Linked DNA regions of Mus musculus: all the other regions are linked to region 3. Evidence: chromatin loops called from intact Hi-C (ENCODE). Cell type or tissue: heart. All regions are shown on one strand. Each heading gives the region's core, and the rest is flanking DNA. Links, peaks and the distances in the headings are about the cores only.

Region 1 (7,540 bases), core at 997-5,996, 78 kb after region 3:
CAATGATGACATACTTTGCCTGGAGACTAACATTTTGACACCAGAACTCCTTCCTGGTGCCTGTCCTATGTTTCCTGATGTAACATGATATGAATTGTCTTATTCAGGGTAGATTTACCACCTAGGAACTTTCCTCCACTCCCCTTATCTTGCTTCCCTTCAACTTCTGGCAACCAAGACATCTTAACTTTTTCCCAAAGTTTTGATTTCTTTGAAAGTCTTCTATCTTCCTATGTGACACACAAGAACTCACAACACATTCCTTCCTGATTGGCTCTTTTTACTTGTTCTGTGTATTTCAGACCCCTCTGTCAGTCTCTGTGGATTTATGGTACCTTTATCTTATCTCTGAATAATATTGTATTCGACTAAAAAATGTTTCTAATTAATTTTTTAAAGCAGGGAAATGGGGGCTTGTGGAAGGGAAACTTGAGTGGTTAAGAATTGTGTATCTATTGAAAAGACCTCGGTTCAGTGTCCAGACCCATGGTAGGTGGCTTACCAGGACCAGAAGCTACAGCTGCAGAGGATCCAATACCCTTTTCTGAAGTCTACAGGAAGCTGTACAAACACAAGCATATTCCACTACACACACACACACACACACACACACACACACACACACACACATACGCATGCAGTGAAAAACTGTTAAAGGACCCTATCATCTGCGTGTGCTACAGCTTATTTACCCAGAGGAGGACATTTTCATTAAATTCAAGTCTGGGCAGTTATAAGTCCACACTGATGTTATTACTGCAAGGATTCATCTTGTCAGTTCATTTGGAAGGAGCATCAAGAATACAGTTGCTGAATTAGATGAGATTCTGTTTAGTTTTGTATGAAGCAAGAATGAAGTGAAGATTCTTTTGTAATATGTTGGGTGTTGCCAGTGCTGTGAATTTTGCCTATCTTGTACATATATACATATGGAGGTGTATTATAGTTGTATCTCAGTTTTTTTCATCTGAACTCTCCTAACAACTTTTCATATGCTTACTTGCTGTCTATTAATTTCCTTTTTTTAAAAAAAATTAATGTGTGTGTGTATTTATGGTGTGTGGCCCTATCTATATAAGCACCATATGGGTGCAGTATTGCAGAAGCCAGAGGAAGGAACCAAATCCACAAAAATTGGAGTTACAGGCAGTTGTGAGACTTCTGATATGGGTTCTGGGAACCTAGCCAGGGTCCCAGCAAGAATGGCAAGTTCTTTTAAACTCTGAGGTGGACTTTAGCCTCCTTTCACTTTCTTTTGTGAAATATCTACTCAAGTCTTTGGCCATTTCTTAATAAGGTCATTCAATTTCTCATTATTGAATGTAAGAATTCTTCGTCTATTTTGGAAAGTAATCCTTTATCAAATATCTGTTTCAAATGTTTCCAGTCAGTCTCTAGGTTTTCTTTTCATTCTCCTGAAATTGCTTTTATGATTGGGTAAATATTTCACATTTCAAAATAAAATGTCCAAGATCACCAGCCAAATTCTTTTATTTTTATTAGATATTTTCTTTATTTATATTTCAAATGTTATCCCCTTTCCTAGTTTCCCCTCTGAAAATCCTCCCTCCCTTGCTCCCCAACCCACCCACTCCCATTCCTGGCCTGGCATTCCCCTATACTGGGGTATAGAACCTTCACAGGACCAAAGGCCTCTCCTCCCATTGATGACCGACTAGACCATCCTCTGTTACATATACAGCTAGAGTAGAGCCACATGTCCCACCATGTGTTTTCTTTGATTTGTGGTTTAGTTCCAAGGAGTCCTGGGGGTACTGGTTAGTTCACATTAATGTTCCTCCTATGGGGCTTCAAACCCCTTCAGCTACTTGGGTACTTTCTCTAGCTCCTTCATTGGGGACCTTGTGCTCGATCCAATGGATGAATGTGAGCATCCACTTCTGTATTTGCCAGGCACTGGCAGAGCCCCTCAGGAGACATCTATATCAGGCTCCTGTCAGCAAGCTCTCGTTAGCATCTGCCATAGCGTCTGGGTTTGGTGGCTGTTTATGGGATGGGTCCCCAATGAGTCAGTCTCTGGATGGTCGTTCCTTCAGTCTCTGCTCTGAACTTTGTCTCTATAACTCCATCCATGGATATTTTGTTCCCACTTCTAAGAAGGATTCTGAGCTTCTGATCTAATATCTACTTATCAGTGAGTGCATATCATGTGTGATTCTTTTCTGATTGTGTTACCTCACTTAGGATGATATCCTCCAGATCCATCCATGTGGGAAGCCACATGTGCCGTTGCAGAGTGGCACCGACTACTGCTGGCCACCACGCATAAGATTGGACAAACAACCAATGTGTACATATGCAGTAAAGTTTTTTGCAAAGACACTGCCTGGCCCAGGCATGATAATGAGGTTCTGTAAGGTACTGAGAGTATAACCAATCAGATATGAGACATGCAAATGAGGTATGATAATGAGGTTCTGTAAGGTACTGAGAGAGTAGCCAATCAGGTGAGGAACATGCAAATGAGGCTTAGTGCATAACCAATCCGGGTGTGAGACACGCCCCTCCTAGGCCTACAAAAGCAGCACCAGTTCTGGGCTCGAAGTCTTTTCACCTCTACAATCAAGCTCTCCCAATAAACGTGTGCAGAAGGATCCTGTTGCAGCGTCGTTCTTCCTGGCCAGTCAAGCGCGCGCAAGACATCCATTTGCCTAAGAATTTCATAAATCCATTGTTTTTGATAGCTGAATATTATTCCATTGTGTCAATGTACCACATTTTCTGTATCAGTTCCTCTGTTGAGGGACATCTGGGTTCTTTCCAGCTTTTGGATATTATAAATAAGCCAGCCAAAATCTTATTAAATCATTTCAACACATACATGGATATCTTACAGCTATGCCTTTTTAGTAATATCACATAAAGTGTTCATGACTATAAATGGTTTCACTCTCTACATCTGGTAAAGTATTTTCAAGGTTGGAAATTTGAGTTCAATTCCCAGAAGCCATGTTGAAAACGTGGAATTAGTATTTGAGCTTGTACTCTCAGCACTGGAGATGGAGATAGGCAGATTCTCCAGCTCCCTAGCCTGCTAACCTTGGTGAGATCCATGCCAAGACTCTGTCTTGAGAAACAAGGTCTGGAGTACATGACAGATGACAGCATACACATATACTAGATATTTAAATATCTAGATATTGATTGACATAGATAGATAGATAGATAGATAGATAGATAGATAGATAGATAGATAGAGGTAGATAGATGATCGATAGATAGATAGATAGATAGATAGATAGATAGATAGATAGATAGATAGATAGATAGATTTGTCTATTGCTTGGGTTTGTCCCTGCAAACAGCCTTGTTCATGCCCATTCATATAAGCCCAAAACAAAGACAAGGTCATAGAGGCAAAATTCTCTATTCCTAGATAGAGCATCCGACCTGAGTCTGGAATTTGCTACTTGGTAAACAGCCTAGTGCCCTCAATGTGCAGAGTCAGCTTGAAATGGTTTCAATAGCCTTGAGTGGTAAATGCCACAATTGCCCCTGAATAACCCCTGTGGATTTTTCCGTCATAGTTTCCCAGCATCCTATAAATAGACAAAACCATTAGAGTGCTCTGTGACAAACATGCTAGCTGAACTTTGTCAGGAACATTTCAGCTTTTGAGATTAGCTCAGGAAAGGTAAAGTATATTCTAGCTTGGATAAAGTCATTTGTTCTGACCACATTATAGAACCCTATCTTTCTATCTCGAATTTCAGGGATTCACTTGGCCTGGCTGCCAACCAGGGCTGTGCTTCTGTCTATATAAACCTCTCAAAATATTACACTCTATGAAAATCTCAGGCTACATCTTTGCTCTCTCACTACTCCCTGGAGCTAAGGCTCATGCAACAGAAACAGCTTATTCTAGAACATACTTTGTCTGGAGCAGAAAGTACCCAAAGCAAATGCTCCACCATGGCTTGCCTTGGAACCAGTCTAGCCTCAGAGCCAGGTATAACTGACTTGCTGAAAATCTCCAACCCAAAAAGACACAAAGCCACCTCAGACCTGAGATGCCTGAGAAGCTTACACGGCCACGTACCCCTAATGTTCAATCTGTGACCAAATGTTAAAAATCCAAGAACCCCACAGCCTAAAGCCTGTTCTTCCCCACCCCAGTTCGCAAGCCTTTGAATTTCTGAGCTGCATGATTTTTTCTTTGCCTCTAACTATCTAAAGATGTAGTAGGAATGACTGTTTTGTCCATTCTCTGGCAAGAGAGTTTATTAATCCTATTCTTATTCTACAGACAAAGAGTTCTCCTGGTGACTACAGAGGACCCAAAGAACCTCACTTTCTGTATTTGTAAAATGTAGAATACTTGTCTTTCAGAGCCAATATGAAAACTGGGAAAGCTGGGTAAGAAACATCATACATTTAACCTTTCAGCAACATTCCAATGGTTGCCGCCATTTTTATTGTTTGTTCTGTTGAGGTTTTTCACCAACACCTGCCCTTTGCACATGCTTTCTCAGACTCTCGGGTCCATATTTCCTTCCAAAGTTCTTCCTTTGAAGGAATATGTGATATGGAGAGTTATTGAATCTGTGCATCTGGGGTATGCAAATAACATCTCATGAGCTATTCTCACATTGTTCTAGCTCCTGTTACTGTCAATAAAACACCCTGACAAAAGTGACTTAAAAAAGAAAGAGGTTTATTTCAATTCACAGTTCCAGGTTTCAAACTATCATTGTAAGGATGTTATAGCGTGCCACTTGATGCAGCCAGTCACATCCATAGTCAAATGCAGAGCGAAATGAGTGTGCATATGCTCATCTGCTTGTTTGCACAAGCTAGATGTCGCCATCCTTATACAGGTGGCTAGAGTATAGTGTAGCCTGCATTGGGACTGCATCTTCCCAGGTAATTAACTTAATTAAGACCAGCCCTGACAGGCATGTCCCTGGGCTAACCCAATATAAATACCCTTTCATTGAAATGATCTCCAGGTAGCACAAAGTTACATGAAATTGACAATCAAGCTAATCATCATACATGTCTAATTCTTGATTCACTGAAAGGAGAAAATAATGTCTGGTTTTGCAGATATACACTGAGTGACACACTGAAGTAGCTGGACACAGATACATTTGAAGACCTGACTTGGCAGTCACTAAGGAAATATTTTTTTTTGTTTTCATCATGAAAAGTCTGAGGTGACAGGAGCTGGGGTTGAGAGAGGTTTGCTCCCTGCACTGCACAGCAATGCTTCTGTTATACTCTTTTTCTACCTCCTTTTCCTGAGTTTCCAAGTGCTAATCTAAAGGTCAAGCAAAGCTGCAATATCCTCTAAGAGTGACTAGGTGAAAGTGAGCCAAAAGATAGAAGGAACTGTCACTTTCTCCCCATCCTTTGTGGCCCCTGGTCTTGCTGCTTCTGAGAAGCACTGAGAGCATCTAGTCAACCTTTGAGAAATGTCACAACAATTGTATCCCACTTGTAAAACCATGCATTTTACAACTCCTAGTGTCCTTGATCACTTCCTACAAACATCTCTGTATGTCCTTTTACATATGCATGTATGTATGTATTTGATAACATTTTAAATTACTACCAAGAGTAAGATTTAAAAACAGGTTTTTTTCCTCTACCCATTCAGAATGAATGACACTAGCCTCTCTCCCAAGATCATGAGACTTAGACCTTAGCTCCTGTTAATCTGTCAGGCTACAGAAAACAGGTTTCATATGGCTCTAAATTCAGGTTCATTTCATGGCCCATCTGGTTCACCATTTACATGGCTCTCCTTTTAGAAGCTCAGAATTTCTGCTCTCCTGGACTTTGTGACATTTTCATTTCTTGGTGCTCCAGAAAAGATAAAGCCCACAAGCTGGATCTCTCCTCACTCCCTTACGCCACCCTGGCACAGCACTCAACAGCATCCACTTTGCTGCCCTACTTTAATCACAGAATGACAGTATTTCAACATAACAGAAGGGTTATATGCATGTTTTTACTGCATTTTTATGGGTAGCCATATATTTTCCTCCTTTCCTCCTCTGATACTGTAACAATCTTTCCTAAATTAAATATATAACAAATTGCTCACAGGACTTTATTCCCAGGCTCTGTTAAGTCATCATTAAATAACTTCATGCTGCCTGACAGTTATTTTTCCTCGGTGTGTGACCTTAGAGACTGGTACGGACAGAAGTTTACAATGGAAAGAAGAGAGTGGGGGTTGAGGTCACACTGGGCCAGGCAAAGTTGGCCCTCACAGAAAGGAACAGTAAAAAGCAAATATTCACATATCAGCAAGCCTGTTCACCCACAGACCTGTCCCCACTCGAGCTCCAGCTCCAGGTACAGTAAGGTTCTATGATAATATCTGATAGACTGTAAAAGTAAGTTAGGGGAGGAGAAGGATATGGGAGAAAAGCTGGATGAAAAAAAAATGAAAGAAGGAGGTAGAGCTTAGGATGACTTGATGGAGAAAGAACTGAGAGAAAGCTGCACCAGAGAGACAGATAGAGAGGGAGATAGAGGAAGAATGAGGAAGAGGGAGAAGGGGGAATTTGGTAAGGAGGGGAAAAGAGAAAGCTCCCTCGGTGAGTCTTGAATTCACATTGATTTATTCATTTATTCATCTATTCATTTATTGATCCAAGGCAAAGTCTGCATAATGATGCTGAGGAGGACAGTTTTCTGAGACCTGAGACCTGAGGCTGTTCTATTCCTTATACACAGGTTGCCATAACTAAGGATGAAGCAGATACAAAGAGCATCACATAAAACTGGAAAGAGCTTTAGGGGTGAACAATTCAGGGCTAAGCCACAGTGCAAAAGGTGCCAGTCATTTGGAGTTACTGAAGTACATTCCATAAAGAGAATGAACAAACCACAGCCAGAATATCCTGAAGGAAATATGAGCAAAAAAAAAAATATATATATATATATTCTTCATTTTTCCAATAGCTGTAACTATCTTAATCTATTGATCTTTGCATTTTTCTAAAAGATGTTAAGCAAAGTGGGACTACTGTGTCTGCTCTAAGGTCCAGCAATTTGCTTTCATAGAGTCTTTCCAGTGTTGAGCATGAAATCCCAAGGACTATAAATGCTGTATGCCTGTAACCCCTAATGTGCCATTTTAAAAATAAAATCCACATGCATCTGAGGAAATTGCTCACCTAGTAAAATGTGAGAACCTGGGATTAGGTTCCCAGAACCCATATGAAAAGTTAGTCACAGTGATACACGTTTATAATCCAAGCAACGACAAGATAGACTGACAGATATCTGGAGGATTGCTGGCTGCTTCCTTTAACCTATGTGAGAAGTTCTGTCTCAAACAAAGGGAAAGCTACCTGAGGGATGATACACAAAATTGTTTTTTGACGTGTACCACATAGACACACACACACTCTTAAACACACACATACATGCATACACATGAGTACATGCAAGCACACACAAACTACCTAGACTCTTGAGTTACATTTCACTCCATGAGAAATGGAGTGTTGTTTTGGCACTTTCCATTTTTCTGGTATCAATCCAGACATGTAGATGCTTATGA
Region 2 (7,540 bases), core at 997-5,996, 140 kb after region 3:
GCAGTCACTCAAGTCTGGCAAAGCCTGAGGTCTTCTCTATATTTCTGCCCTTGCTTCAAACCAAATATGGCGTTCTGTTTCCCCAACTAAGGCAATGTGCTCCTAAACTTGATCCTCTGCCAAAGCTCTAGGTGTCAATGTAGCCCTCAGCTTAGGACTCTAGTACTTGAAAGAATCCAGACCCCTCTGCTCCCCTGTATTTGCTGTGGTTACAGCCCTGGTGATACTATGGAAATGATTACAAATCTTTCCATGTCTTTCCTACTTTGATGACATAATATCTATTACATGCGGGTGCTGAGCCCAGGGCACACTCATCCCTACTCACACAATATCCCTAAAGTGTGCCTGTTGCAAAGTAGAGACAAGTATGAGAGAGTCCACTAGAAATCCTTGTGGTAATAAGGATATGTGCTTGTCTAGGCAGAGAAAGAGAAGTGGTTGTTTTGACATGCAAATATGTGGACTTTCTAATTTCTTGCAAGAGAAAATTGAGGCATTTAGATAATGGATTCAGCATATATTTACTAAATTTCATTGTGATGGTTTGCCTTCATTGTTTGTGGGATAGGCCTTAGAAACACACAGGAGAAACTTTTCTCAGAGTGTCTGTGAAAGTATTTCCAGAGTTTAAGTGAGGTGAAAACACCCACTCTGAACGTGAATGGCACAATCCCACAGGCTAGGGCTCTGGGCTGAAGGAAAGAAAGCTAGTGGTGTGACAGCAGTTGCCTCTGCCTGCTTTCTGGATGTAGATGCAATGTGACCACTCCCTCCCCCCTCTCCAAGCCACACTCTCTACACCCACCACGATGATATACTGAACCAGAGTAAATGTGAACTCTGAACCAACATACACGCTCACTTTCTCAAGTTGCTGTTGTTAGGCATTTTGTTCCAGCTACAAAAAAAGTTATTAACACATTCTTCTATCAAAATCCATTGTAGCAGGTACTATAAATGCTGAAATGTCCAGTGTGGGAATTAGGAAAACTGTATAGAGACAAGAAACATACTCACCTCTCTAAGGAAGTGCTATGTGTTGAGCATGCATTGCCAACACAGAATTGGGTGTTCAAACTGAAGTTCTTAAAAAAAAAAAAAAAAAAAAAAAAAAAAGACTTCATGATGAAGACATCTGCATTTTTCTGTTTCAACTTGCTTTTTCTTTCCTTTTCATTTCTTTTCCTTTACTCCAAAGAGAAGACAGGTCTTTGTCACTAAGAGAAGGCTGCTTTCATCAGTTTGTTCCTAGAGGTAGGTAGTGGTGCAGGAGCGAGGCTCGGAATGAGCTTTCCTTGGCAGCTGGGTAATCAAGATTGCCTTGTTAATACTCCAGAGTTCTCTGCACACACCTGAATTGTTTGCTATTTTGCATATATTTACATGCCAAATTAAGGAAGTTTTAACCCCTGTGTGTGGAGAAGGAACAAGTAATTAATACACTCCGTATAATTATATTCCAGCTAAAATTAAGAGGCTTTTATGAATATCATATGCAGAGTAGTTTAGTAAATCCTTTAACTTAATCAAGTCCCAGGTGAAAGGCGGTGCTGGTAAACACTGGGCAAGCCACTCTGTGGTGAGAAAAACTCTGATCTACAAGCTTGGCCAGATTCCTAAGGGAAAATTCTCCCACTAAGTGGGAGGGATAGGACCAAGCTGGAAAGTGATGAGCACATCAGACTCTCAGGAGCCAGTGTGCACAAATTCCAGAGCCACTGGCTTGCTTCATAGATTAAAATGTACCATACCTCACACCTTTCTAAACTTAAGAGCTTGTACTAAGAGAGAAACCTGATTATAGGCAAAGCTGCCATTAACACCTATAAAAAGTAAGGTCATGGTCTATGTAGCTAGTGGCTCCTGGCAGTGTTCTCTCTCAAGGCATGACTAAGATTGCCACTGAATTTGTTGATGTCAAAAGTACTAAAGGGCTCCACTCCTCCAAGGGTGTATGGGCTGGGTGAGGGATAGAGACAGATGCCCTGTGGGTAAGGAAAGCCAATACCTCACAATACTGGAATTATCTACAGTGTATCTGCCTGACCCAGAATTAGAGTCCCCAACAGTAGCAACCATCTCTACTGATCACTTCATTCCCATTGGGCCCCCACCCACAGAGTGGTCTTAGTGTGTTTGTTGAATGAGGAAATGAATAAACTTGCACGGAAACTTTGCTTTTAGGACATGTGAACTACTTAATAAAAGTACAATGTAAAGCTAATAAAATGGCAGAAAGAATTTTGAGAAATGAAGGAATTCCTCAGATGCTGGGTGGTATCATTATTGGTCACATTATTATGCTATGCCAGGGACTCTATTAAACTGTCAAGAACAATGCAAATACTCTCTACTTGAGAAGAGTGAGAGTTATCCCTTGTAGATATAGAAGGTCCTGATGATGTGACACATACCTTGAAGTACTACCTTCTCAACTATTGCTGAAACAGGATAGATTATCAGTTTTAAATGTTCATGTGTATACTGGGTCTCTGACACTCTCAGGGAAAAGAAACTTTGTGAAGGCATTGCTAAGATCCAGATTCTGAAAGCAATATTTTGCATGCAGTGACTTCCTTGTTAATTCTTTTCTTGATATCTATTCTTTAAGAAAAAATTACATTATTTAATTACAGAGACAGACAACTGGATAATGCACAGAGAGTAAGAGAACTGGAAGCATTCAGTCCTAATTGGTATGTCTTCATCACAGTGTTGACCTCGGGGCTCAGGGTGCTATGCAGAAAAGGAGGCAGAAAAAGCCAGAGGGAGCAAACAACACCAAGGAAACAGTGTCTTCCAGACACAACAGGACTCATGCACATAAGAACTCACAGAGTGAGTTGTGGCAGCAATAAGTCCAAAGCTGACAGGGTCCCAACACTGAGAAAGGTAAGTGGACACATCCCCCATCCCTAGCTGAGAAACTATCTCTATTTGAAAACTGCTCACAAAGGAAAAATTAGTTTTCTTCAATGGAGCCTCACTGGATAAATGTGTGCGCGCGCGCGCGTGTGTGTGTATGTGTGTGTGTGTGTGTGTGTGTGTGTGTGTATAACCTATACTTGAGGTCTGGCCCTATGCCCAGCAGTAAGTACATGTCCAACTCAAAATGAACTCAATGATATTTTTGGAGATCTTTTTGTCTCATATTTCTTTAGGCATTGTTTTTAATTTAATGATCTTTTGCATGTGTTTAATAGTTTCCATCTTTGTGGGGTATGTGCATGTGCGTTTTTCAAGCGTTTCTTTTCCTTCTTTTTTTATAATATTGGTTGGTTTGGGTTTTTGTTTGTTGGATTTTTTTTTTTTTTAATTTCTACAAAGAAAGATAAAGAAGGCCTGGAGTTAAATGAATGAGGAGTGGGGAGGATCTGAGAGGAGACATGAGAGGAGGAAATCATGATTAGAATCTATTATAAAAAAAAAAACCTTCATTCTTAATTATAACAAACAGAATTTATTACATCATTTATTGCATTGCAGTGTGAGTGGGATAAGCTGTGTGACCTTCACAATGTGTCTGTGGAGGTGAGAGCAGCCTGTGGGAGTCAGGTGTGTCCTCTCTTATGTAAGCGCTAGTAAGTGAACTCAAACTGTCAGGTGAATTCTTTTACCCACTGAGCCATCTATCAGCACAGAGGGCCACAAGGGCACAGTGATGTTTAGAGAACATAGTGCTGACAGGAATGTCTGATATGAGCCAAGAGAGCTAACCCTGGTCAACCAGGAGCTATGACTAAGCACAAAATAACGCTGACATCACATATCGGGAATCACAGACAGTGATGTAATCCATTACATAACCATCCCTGGCTTTTGTGTCTATCTATAGTCTTGGGGCACGAGGTAATCATCCGAACCTTTGCCTTCACATGCCTGCCTATGTGCATTTGAGTGTAGACCTGTATACATGGACCCTCTATACTAGCCTGAGTATGTGTCCATGCCCACTTTTTCGTGACCAATACTTTTCAAATTCCTGAGTGCTCATTGGCATTTGTCGGCCCAATGATATTTGTGTGAGTTAATAAAGTGTATCAACTGTATCATCAGAGGTTGGCAATGTCTTCAACCTCCCAGGATCCTGTGACCTTCCTCCTTTGTTGACATCAGAGTATGGACCCCATATCATCTCAGTAGCAACCCCTTCTGTTCGCAACTGTTTTATAAGCTCCTAGTGAAGTTGCACTTAAGTTCTGCTGTGCTCCCTCTATCAATCTGCAGGATGTCTCGACTGCTGATAACTATCTACTGGTCTGTCATTTAGTCTCATGTCAGAACATTTTCAGAAGTGCATAGAAATATATAGCATATCAGAGGCACCCATTTCATCTTTGCCCAGTTCATATATTGTTCAGAAGTTTCTGCAAGCCTCCTGAATCCTCTTCTCCTTGTACCTTGCACAGGAACACATGTCCCCTTAAATAGGGTGATGGTGTCTTAGTTTCTTTTCCCATTGCTGTGATGAAATACTCTGACAGAAACAACTTAATAAAACAAACAGTTTATTGTAGTTAACGGAACCATTCTGTTGAGAAGTCGTGATGTCAGGAGCTCCAGACAGCTAGCCATCCTGCATCTATGTCTAAGAAGCAGAGAACACTGAATGTGTGTATATTATACTCAGCACACTGTTCCACTCTACATATACTTCAGGATGACCCTGCCCCAAGAACTGTGCTACCCAGGATGGTGCCTTCCCATTTCAGTTCATATAATCCCTCACTGATATGTCCAGGTCCAGATGTAGACAACCTCTCATTAAGACTCTCTTCCCAGGTGAGTACAGATTGTATCAAACTGAAAATTAAAAGTAACCATCACAGTCATTCTATCAATTCTGTTCCTCTAGAGAAGGCTGACAAACACAAATCATATGGAAAACCTCCTTTCAGAAATAATCTCAACTGAGGAATGATAGAGCATATACCTGCAAAGAGATTACACTAGAAAAAAGCTTAACCTGATGCAGGTCCCCCTTCTGCTTTATCACTGAGCAACAGAATGCCTATAGAGGGAGCGGTCCTCCCAGGTGATTCTCTGCCACCCTGGCCAGTCTTCCCTACGCCATGCTGTGTGAATTCCCTCTCGCCTCGTGAATGACATCACTTCCACGTCAGTGCCAGTTTACAGAGTAAATATTTTGCTTAATAATACCAATCTTTTCACATCAGTTAGCCTGATAAGCACTTATAATTTGACATTAAATTCATTTTATCCCTCCTTTGGCCAACTCCCTATTTATACAACACTATTTGTACTACATACTGAAGAGATTCAAGTGTTCATTCTTATCTAGTGAGACTTCCATATTTTTATGTATAATAATATAATGATTTACTGAAGATACAGTAGTACACAAGACAAGCAATGCCTTGTGTGCACAGGATTTATAATCTAGTAAGGCAGGCAAGTATATCCCTAACTAATTATAACATAGAGTGAGGATGTTGTCTTGGGGGAACTAGACATTTCAATGGAAACTGAATTTTTTGCTGTGCTGTGTAATAGACTACTACCAAAACTTAGAGGACCAAAATACAAAGTCCTACTTATCTCAGTGTCTTTGGGTTAAAATCTCAGTTGTGACTTAGCCTTTGGCATCTGTCTGAAGACCTCAGGAGGTTGTGACTATGGCTTCCCTCAAGGACTCAGTTGGTTACAAGTCATCTTGGTTTCCCTGCTCAGTTAAGGAACTTTTTGAAGACCTGGAAAATATTTGCTTACAAGTATTCTGACATGCTTGCTACCAGCATGATCATTTCCTCCTGATCATCTCTATAAATTTTGACAGTGCTCTAACAATTGGTGATCTGAGAGCAATAAAAAGTGAGAGAGAATGCTGGAGATCTGAGCCAAAGTCCTGATAAATAGATGTGAACATCATTTTCATTGCAGTAGGGCCATGTGAATCTTGGTCCTGATCACACCAAAGACAGGAGGTAGCACAAGGATGTCACATTGAGATGTGATAATCATTAAGATCAACAAACAAATGTCTACTAAAGCATCACTAAATAGAAGGGGCTGAAGAGGGCTCGCAAAGGAATAACTCTACCTCCAACTCAGAGGAGATAGTATATAAACAAAATTCAAAGAGTGAAGCAGCAGTTGCCATGTGATCAAAGTGTGCATAGTGTGTGTGTGTGTGTGTGTGTGTGTGTGTGTGTGTGTGTCTGTGTGTCTGTGTATCTGTGTGTGTCTGTGTGTGTGTGTGTGTCTGTCTGTGTCTGTGTGTACATGCAACTTCTTTCAAGGAACTTGAGCCTTTCTGGGAAAAGTACAGCCTGTACAAAAGGGTGATGTGAAGAGAAAGTGAACTAAGTATTCCTGGAGTATAAAAAGTGTAGGAGTTAAAAAGACAGATGGGGGAGATTGGCAAGGCAAGCCCAGGGGCCACGCCCCAACCTACTCTCTTGCCTCTGTTACCTATAATGACTTCTATTGTTTTAGCATCTAGATAAAAATAGAGTATTATAAGATACATCACTCAAGATACTTTTTGTCTGCAGGTAACACAATTTCCCTGTCACACTGACTTAAATAACTAGGAAATAATTCGGCTGGCATGGGACAAGAATGCCTCTGAGGGTGACTGAGTCAGGAGCCCAAGAAGAGGCTTTCCCTGCCCACTCCATCTTCTCCCCCAGTGTTAGTTTCATTCCAGTGAGTGGCAGCCAGTGACAGCAAAGGCCCATGGCAGGAAAAGATGCTCCCCTATTTCGTTTCTTATTTAAAATGAAGTCAACTTTCCAAGAGCATGATAAGGACACATGATCATTCCTGAGTGACTGGGACACAAACAATGAACCTACCTCACATGGTCTAGTCAGATGGCATGCTGTCAACATCTGAGCTACCACTGTGCTCTGCACATTGTGTCACCCACAGACTCCGTTCCTTCACCACATATGAAGAAGTGCTTTTCCCTTGTCTGTGCTCTAGAGTGTACTATGGACTTCAGTAAAAGAAAGTTCAAAGGCTACACAAACACACACAAGCATACACACAAACACACATGCACACAAACACATGTGCACACACACACACAAATATCTGCCTCCACATGACCAAAATACCTTTAATCAGTAGCATATGTTAATTTTATAACAGTAGGTTTTGCCATTGCAAACTTATACACTCATCACCAATACTTACCTGTTTCTGAGGTTTTCCTTTCTTACCTCATTTGGAATCTTTCATGAAAATCTTGCATAATAACAAACCCCTTCATAATTAAAGCTAAATTTTTTTTTAATCTCCTAGGATGTTGCTCACTTTCTCTTCTCTTCTGAGGGAAACAGCTGTGCTACTTCCTTCTCTGGCTGCAGGGGAATTCCAGGGCAGAATGTGCATGGCTCCTGCTACTTTCGGCAACAAGAATGGAAGGTGTAACTTCCTACCTGGTTTCCTTCAGCTTCGTTTCCATTTTGCCATCTCTGAAACCAGACCTCAAGTGAAACCTCCAACTTCTCTGCCTTGTGTTCTTCACTCATTCATCTTCCAGGCTCCATTTCTCCCCCGGTCGCCAACC
Region 3 (7,540 bases), core at 1,667-6,666:
AGCAGGGGGTATACAGCCCTTTTTATAGCAGGCCAGGCCTACTTAACTCTTTGGTGAAGCCTAGAATGAATGTCCGCACTGTGGCTTAGGGGCACCTTTAGAAAATAACATAGTTTTCTAAGTTTATTTTATAACAAATAACTAAGGAAGTAATCTTTTGTTTAGTTTCTAGTGTGGGTGATTCTCTTAAAAGGCCAATAGAAGTAATTAGAGCATTAGAAAATATATTGAAAACAAAGCACAAAGCTGGAAGTTTAGCTTGATATACCTAGCACATGTGAAGCTCCATGTTCAAATTTCTGCAAAGAAAAGTAGAATTAAATAAAAAATGTACAAATTCATATGACATCAATGTGTCATGATTGGTATAATACTTTCTCCCAAATTTTGAGTTTTGATGATTTTTTTGTAATTTTTGAAAGATGGATTTCCATTGATCCAATGGTGATAAGCATCGAGCTGCAGTTGTCTAGCAACATGTTTATCTGCTCTGTGTCTTCAACCACTAACTACCATGCAGATTATTAAGATTTGGTGATATTCTTAAAGGCAGCATTTCTAAAGATACTAGAAAATTTATGAAATGTTCTCCTCTTTCCCATTGAGCCTTGTTGAGATCAGCTGCATGAGGTTATGAGGTTGCTAGAAACAGAGGCAGGAAGAAAGAGGCGAGGACTGAGGGGCAGTAGAGGGAGGCACATTTCCATGCTATACCACTGGAGTCAAGATAGTTACATTTTCATATCATTTTTAATGTTGCTCAAGCTCCTAGAATGCACCCACACAGAAGGCTTCAGTTAATGTGTATGTATTTTGAGCACTCCCCTCTTTCAACCCTCTAGTTTTATTTCCTTCCTTCAGATAAGATGAATGCAGCATGACTCAGGTCATAGCTCAGTGCTGACGCATGGCTTCCAGATAGAACTGCCAGCCAGGAGAAGCCGCTCCTGTAAAGATCAAATCAGGCAGCTCTGGGTTGATGCGAGGTCATCCAGAGCCAGCTTTGACATCTGATAGGACCTTGTGATCAATCAGGCCTTTCTTCACTCTTCCACGCTTTCTGTATGACAGTGGCCCTAACAAACAGTTGGGATACATCATGAGGGACAGACGCATTAGACTGTGAAAGGAGAACAGTGTGAATATTATGAAAGAATCAGTAAAAGAGAAGCCCTCGCCTTTCTAACCTTGCTCTGTTCAAATGGTGGGAAATCTAAATCTCAGGCCTGCCAAGACTACTTTAATCTGCTTCTTAACATTTTGTACATTCTGTACATTAAACTATAAACTTAGAACATTCTCAGTGTCATAAGATGAAATTTTAGCCAGCCTGTGCTCTGTTTACTTCTGTTTATAAGTACAGTGTGTGCTCTCTTTGAGTCTTTGTGTGCTTGCCATTTGAGAGACACATACATACTGTGGAAACCTAGCAGCGAGGAATCAGGGCTGTTAATGCAAGCACATACTGACCCCAGACCCATGCAGGGCTTCAGCAATTCCAAGTCTCATCATCAAAAAAGTCATGAAAACCAAATGGCCCTGAGAATCCTGTGCCAGACTCCATCAGTGAGTGGTATTGAGCCATGCCAAGGACCAAAGGTGGACTGCCAAGCACAATATCATGTATGCCTTTGATGTAGGTGACATAGCAGTCACCTCAGTGATTTCTAGGGATACGATAGCTCTTTTCACCCCTCGACTACTCTCTCTATCTTGCCTGTTCCCCTCTCAACCTCATTAACAGTTCTCATGTTCCCATAAACACATTCTCTGAGGTTTTCCTGGGGAAGATTACACAATGGAACTGGGCTGCTTCTGCTTCGCCAATTCATATTGAGAGGAGAAAACTGGGATAGAGAGCAGCTAGAAGAGGGTCTGTAGTGCCTCTCCAGTCTCCCTCTGGGAGCCTTCTCCTCAGACTCTAAGGACTTTAATTATTGGCTAGTGACCTAGAAAGTGACATGACTTCTGAACTGAGATTTGTCGGCCTGGGTTCCATTATCACAGAGAGATGGAATTTCAATCACCTTTGCCTTTTGTTTGTCATGGCCAATCAGAGTAAACCATATACAGATTTTTGTTGTTAGTGGATGAGGAGATTTTTTTTTCTTTGAGACCAAGTCTTGCTGTGCCTCTGATTGGCAGGTAATTGTCTAAGCTATCCCAGAATTCATAGTAGTTCTCCAGTCACAGGCTACTAAGTGTTGAAACTGCACAACTTCAACAATATTAATTTGTATTAAATAACATCCAATTTTCTTCTAATTGGTGTTCCAGCAGTATGCTTGAACTTCAAAGAAAATAGACACGTAAAAAGTAAAACAAAATTTCCACGTGATAATTCAGATTAATTATTAAAATAATCTCAAGGAATTTGTTGATTAAGTCATCTCACTCAATAGGAAGTGTGCAAACTTTCACTTTGAAAATAATTGAACATTTAAATTATTCAGATGTGCTATCACAAGTTGTATGTGTGTGTCTGTGTGTGTGTATACATGTGCATGCTAATGTGTTTTTTAAAGATGAACATGTGTACATGTGTATGTGTATGGACATCAGAGGTTGGTTCCCAGTGTCTTCTTCAGTCTCTCTATATATCTTGCTTTTTATAGTAGGGTCTCTCACTGAAAGTAGCTCACTAATTTGGCTAAATTGACTCCTGTCTCAGCCTCCCCAGTGCTAGGATTACAAGTGTTCAACTCCATTCTCTAGTTTTGACATGACTAGTTTGGATTGAACTCAGGTCGTCATGCTTTCTCAGAAACTATTCTACTTACACCCAAGACGTTTATAGTATATGATTTGGGTCACTTATGGTGTTACATTCACAAATAAAATAAGTCTTGAAGGGCATAGAGCCTACCTGAATGCCAACTGAATTAATTCAGTGGCTGCTCTATCACAGTAACAGAATGCCCATAGCAAATGTGGGCTTTCCACGCACTGTTTTCAGGTCTGTAGAAGAGGATTTGAGAGAAAATCATAGGGGTACACTAAAGAAACTTTCCAGAGAGAATCACAATAGTTCTGAGGGTCCCGTGGATGAATAAAATCATTTCTCATGTGTGTTGGTGTGTAATTAACACAAATTTTGCCCTGATTTTTGACCCCAAAGTCTCAGAAGTTTGTGAGAATATAGAGAATATTTACAGAAAAGCATTTTTCCTGAATAATTTTATTATGAAAATGTGGCACAAATCTTTGAAACAATAATTCTTTCTAGGAAGCTTCAAGAAGTTTTTTGAATAATCAAGGGACTCTACACAATACACATATGGTGGTGTCCGTGTAATTCCATCCCGCTTCTGCCCACTCTCAAACAGCTGCAGTTCCCCTGTGTCTTGAATGAAGAGAATTGGCACTTGAGAGGAGTGCAATTGGAAAAGAAACAAAATATGCTTGCTCATATTTTCTTCCCAATTAATTTTCCTTCCTGTGTATGTAAGCGGTGGGTAGGGGTGCACACTTACACTTGCATGTGCAAAGTTTCTGTTTGTGCAAGTGCTCAAGCATGTTTGTGCAGAACAGCAAAACAAATCTCCTGGTATTGTCTCTGAAACTCTGTTCTCCTTCTCTGTCTCTGTTTCAGCCTCTGCCTCTCTCTCTGTCTCTCTGTCTCCCTGTCTCCCTGTCTCTCTGTCTCCCTGTCTCTCTCTCTACCTCTGTCTCTGCTTCTCTCAATGGTCTCTCAGTTGCCTGTAGCTTGTCAACTAGGCTAGTTGGCCAGCAAAACCAAAGCTTTTTGTTTGCCTCTATATTGCCAGTGCTGAGATTATAAACTTATACTATTATGCTAAAGATCAAAGCCATCCTTACATGGTCTATCTTCTGAGCTATCTTACTAGATATAGTGTTCATTTCAGATGTAAGAATGAAAAATAAGAGGAAGAAAAAAATCTGGAAATTATGTGAAAAGAACCTTCAGATGCCAGACAGTGAAAGAAGATAAACTTGCTCATCACAGTTTCACTGAATGTATAGCCTGTATATGAGAAAAATTATTTTAATAATTATGTAATGTGTTTTCCAAAGTTATGATAAGAAACTATGCAGACTTTTAAAAGAAAGAAATATAAAGGATTTATTCTGAAGAAATTAATTGTAAAATTAAAAAATGATAAAAAACAATATTGTTAAAATGTTAAACTGAAATCCTACTTCAAAATCATACTAGTGCCAATTAGCTTTTTAAAAGTTGTTTTTGCCAGGCATGGTGGCAAATCTGTAAACCCAGCACACAGGAGTCTGAGCCAGGAGGATTGCCACCAGTTCATGGCCAGACTAAGCTACGTAGTGAGTTATAATCAATAAAAGCCCTGCACCCTTCTCCCACCCCACCCCACCGCCCCAAAAAAGAAAAGAGATGGAAGTTAAATGAAGTGCTTTGGGAGAGGACTAGAGATCAGTCTGGTGGCACTGAGCTAATTTTACCTCTAATTTCAGCAATCAGCAATTAGGATACTGAATCATGAGGCCTGTGAGTTTCAGAACAGACTGTTTCAAAACAATAACAAAAACAAAAGACTATCTTATTGTTAAAATAGAACCAAAACCCTTGTTAAAATCTGAGATTTTGCTGCATTTTAAACTCTTAACACCTCCTAAAAATAGCTGAGTCAGTGACAGGTGTCAGGATGACCCAGGATCTGTGAGGCATTCCCTAAGTGCTCCAGCACATGACGGATTCTCACATGGCCAGCCTCTGTCCTTGACATGGTTGTCTTAGATACAGGCATCACCCAGGAGTTTCCATTCCATTCAGCCAAATGTCTCAATCCTCTGATTTTTCCTTTGTGATGGTCAGGTGCTCCTGATCTTGACAATCAAAGCAAACAGCTAGTTCAAGCACCGCCCGCCCACATTTGGAACGGCATTTAAGGTCAGTTCCAGCTGCCTCTTTTCAAGGGCACAGGCAGCAGCCCACTGGATTCTCCAGCCCATTCCTGTGGAGAAGATCCTTGACTAGAGGAGAGAAGGCTTAGGTCCTCACGGTCAGGACTGTGCTCACATTTCAGATCCATAGTGGAGGTTACTGAGCACTTGGCTAGAGGCACTAGGTTAGATCTTCACCACCACAATAATAAAATATTCCAGCCTTCCACTTACTAAGTGCAACACTGGGAAAGCCCCTTTAAAGTTGGTATTACAGTGGTCTAAGGTAATCACACACAACAGTGATCAGTACTTGGCACAAGGTAAAGCAGGATAGAAAACTATATAAGAACCCACCAATCTAGCATGGGCCTTACAGACATCACTTTGAATCATTCTAAGGTCATACAAGGACAAAACCACACTCCTTTTAGCTACCCTTCCTTCTGCACTCCTCTCTTTTTCCTCTTTCTTCTCTCTCTCTCTCTCTCTCTCTCTCTCTCTCTCTCTCTCTTTCTTTCTTTCTTTCATCATTCCGAGACAGGGTCATGTGTAACCCAGGTCAACCTCAAACTCACTATATAGTCAAAGATGACATTGAACTCCTGATCTTAACATCTCTTCCCCAGCTAGAAAGGCAAATGGATACCACTGTGCCTGGTTTGTGCAGTTATGGAGATCAACTATACCATTAGGCAATGGCTCTACCATCTGAGCAATAGCTTCAGCCTTTTCAACAGTGATAGATAGTTTCACTTTGCAACTAAAAGAACAGAAAGGCTAAAGCTCCAGGAAGCAAGTGGAGATGGAAGAGAACAAACTGGAAGAAAAAGCTCTTTGGGGGAATGATGAACTCACTGGAAATGTCATCTTACTCAACAGATGAGAAGTGTTTCCTCACAGAACATTGCATAATAGCAATTGGAATATTATAGTATAGTTTTTCCTCTGAGGCACTAATGTATTTTTTATCATTTTCTGCATGAATTATTGTCTCATCCTTTAAAGGCTGAAAACAGCGGAAGTTGGCTATATCAGCTTAGCTTAGTAGTTTGAGATCCTGTTCCCTCATGACCTATAATCAAGGTTTGGCTGGACTGCAGTTATTTTAAGCATTGGATCGGGAAGGACTTGCTCTATTGCTTATTCTCAAAGCTTTTAACAGGCTTCTGAAAACCAGATTTCACGCTTTCTCCCATGGGCCTGACATTGCCTTATGGTTTTGCAGATGACTTCCCTCAGGGTACATCATTCAAGAGGTACTGAGAAAGAACTTCCCTCACAGACAGAAAGCTCATGTATGTAATCAGGCATCAAAATTAACATCTGTTACTGGATAGGTGAAGAATGTCCCCCCAAAACTACCATATTAGAACACTTAGTCCTCAGATAATGATGATTGTTGGAGCATTGAAATCCTAGAATGGTGGGGATTACCTGAAGTAAGTAGAACTATAGAGGGTAGTCCTTGATGTTCATAGCTTGGCCCCACTTTCTATTGTTTCCCACTACTTGATACATACAGATATGGACAGGCATAGTAGCATAGTTCCTACTGTAGCTTTCTATTATTCCAAATTCTCTGCCCTTCCACCATGATGGACTATAACCTCAATCCAAGAGCCAGAATAAAATTTACTTTCCTTTACTTGCTTCTTGTCAGATGTTTAGCCATAGTGAAGAGAAATGTAATAGATACCCTGTCATCTGCCACATTCTATCTGTTAGATGTGAGGCAATAGGCTCAGTTTACACAAAAGAAAGGAATCCTGAAAGGATATGAATTTGAGGAAGAGGGGATCACTGGTGTCCATAGTAGAGTCTGCCCATCTCATATTCCTCTTCTAGCCACAACAAATTAAATTACTCTCAATTCTAAAATCTACTCACAGTGCTCAGGACTACTAAACTCTCCCCCCATCACATTATCAACTTACAATCCAAAAATCTCTTCAACTGAGATGTATCAAGTATGAATTGTGAGCTTATCTGTTGATGCTGCTTTGTTCAGATTTTATTAAAGTGGCCATCCTGTTTTGGTGTCCTGAGAGATGTTTTTCTACCACTTCAAGAAGAAAAAATCTCAAAGTCAACTTCCTGGTCCTCTGGTTTTAACAATCTTTCCAGCCCTCTTCTGCAATGTTTTACAAACTTTCCTCCAAGAGCAGATGTTTCAGTTTGGAGAAAATCAATATACCACAGTTAAAGGAGATGCTGCTCATCAACAATCAGGAATTACTTAAGTACATAAAGTTATGAGATGAACATAAAATAATCACTTTTTAAAGTCTTATTTTTTTAAGATAGGAGTGAATGTACCAGGGTTATCATTTGTAATTCTGTAATATAGCCATGCAAAAGTCAAAGGGTCATGGTTAGGTCCAACGGTGGCCTCTGGACTCTTGGTTTCACTATCTTGATATTCTTTGCATTCTTTTCTTCCTTCCTTCCTTCCTTCCTTCCTTCCTTCCTTCCTTCCTTCCTTTCTTTCTTCCTTCCTTCCTTCCTCCCTTCCTCCTTCCTTTCCTTTTGTTCTAAATGCAAGTATTCGAATTCCTAGAAGCTGAAACTCTAGCCTCATTTTAAACCTCTTCCTAAGTGATTAAATCACTGTTGAATGACTTTCCTTGGAGTGATTTTAGCTAAATCTTCAAGTTCATTAGGC

The links. Peaks named below come from ENCODE experiments on the same cell type or tissue, not always from the same donor. Only the 100,000 strongest peaks of a DNase experiment are listed, where the experiment ranks them.
Region 1: it touches region 3 in a loop (6-fold over the local background); 4 of 42 quality-filtered maps call a loop at or near these places.
Region 2: it touches region 3 in a loop (3-fold over the local background); 4 of 42 quality-filtered maps call a loop at or near these places.

Annotation. Positions count from the first base shown.
Region 1 is chr3:21,346,091-21,353,630 of GRCm38, forward strand. No RefSeq gene overlaps it. Among named protein-coding and RNA genes, the nearest start is that of Gm31610, 140 kb to the right of the region's middle. In heart, for the core only: no CTCF peak of the experiment used is centred there; no DNase peak of the experiment used is centred there.
Region 2 is chr3:21,403,585-21,411,124 of GRCm38, forward strand. No RefSeq gene overlaps it. Among named protein-coding and RNA genes, the nearest start is that of Gm31610, 82 kb to the right of the region's middle. In heart, for the core only: no CTCF peak of the experiment used is centred there; a DNase peak (open chromatin) is centred at 3,667.
Region 3 is chr3:21,267,677-21,275,216 of GRCm38, forward strand. No RefSeq gene overlaps it. Among named protein-coding and RNA genes, the nearest start is that of Gm31610, 220 kb to the right of the region's middle. In heart, for the core only: no CTCF peak of the experiment used is centred there; a DNase peak (open chromatin) is centred at 4,725; H3K27ac peaks cover 962 bases.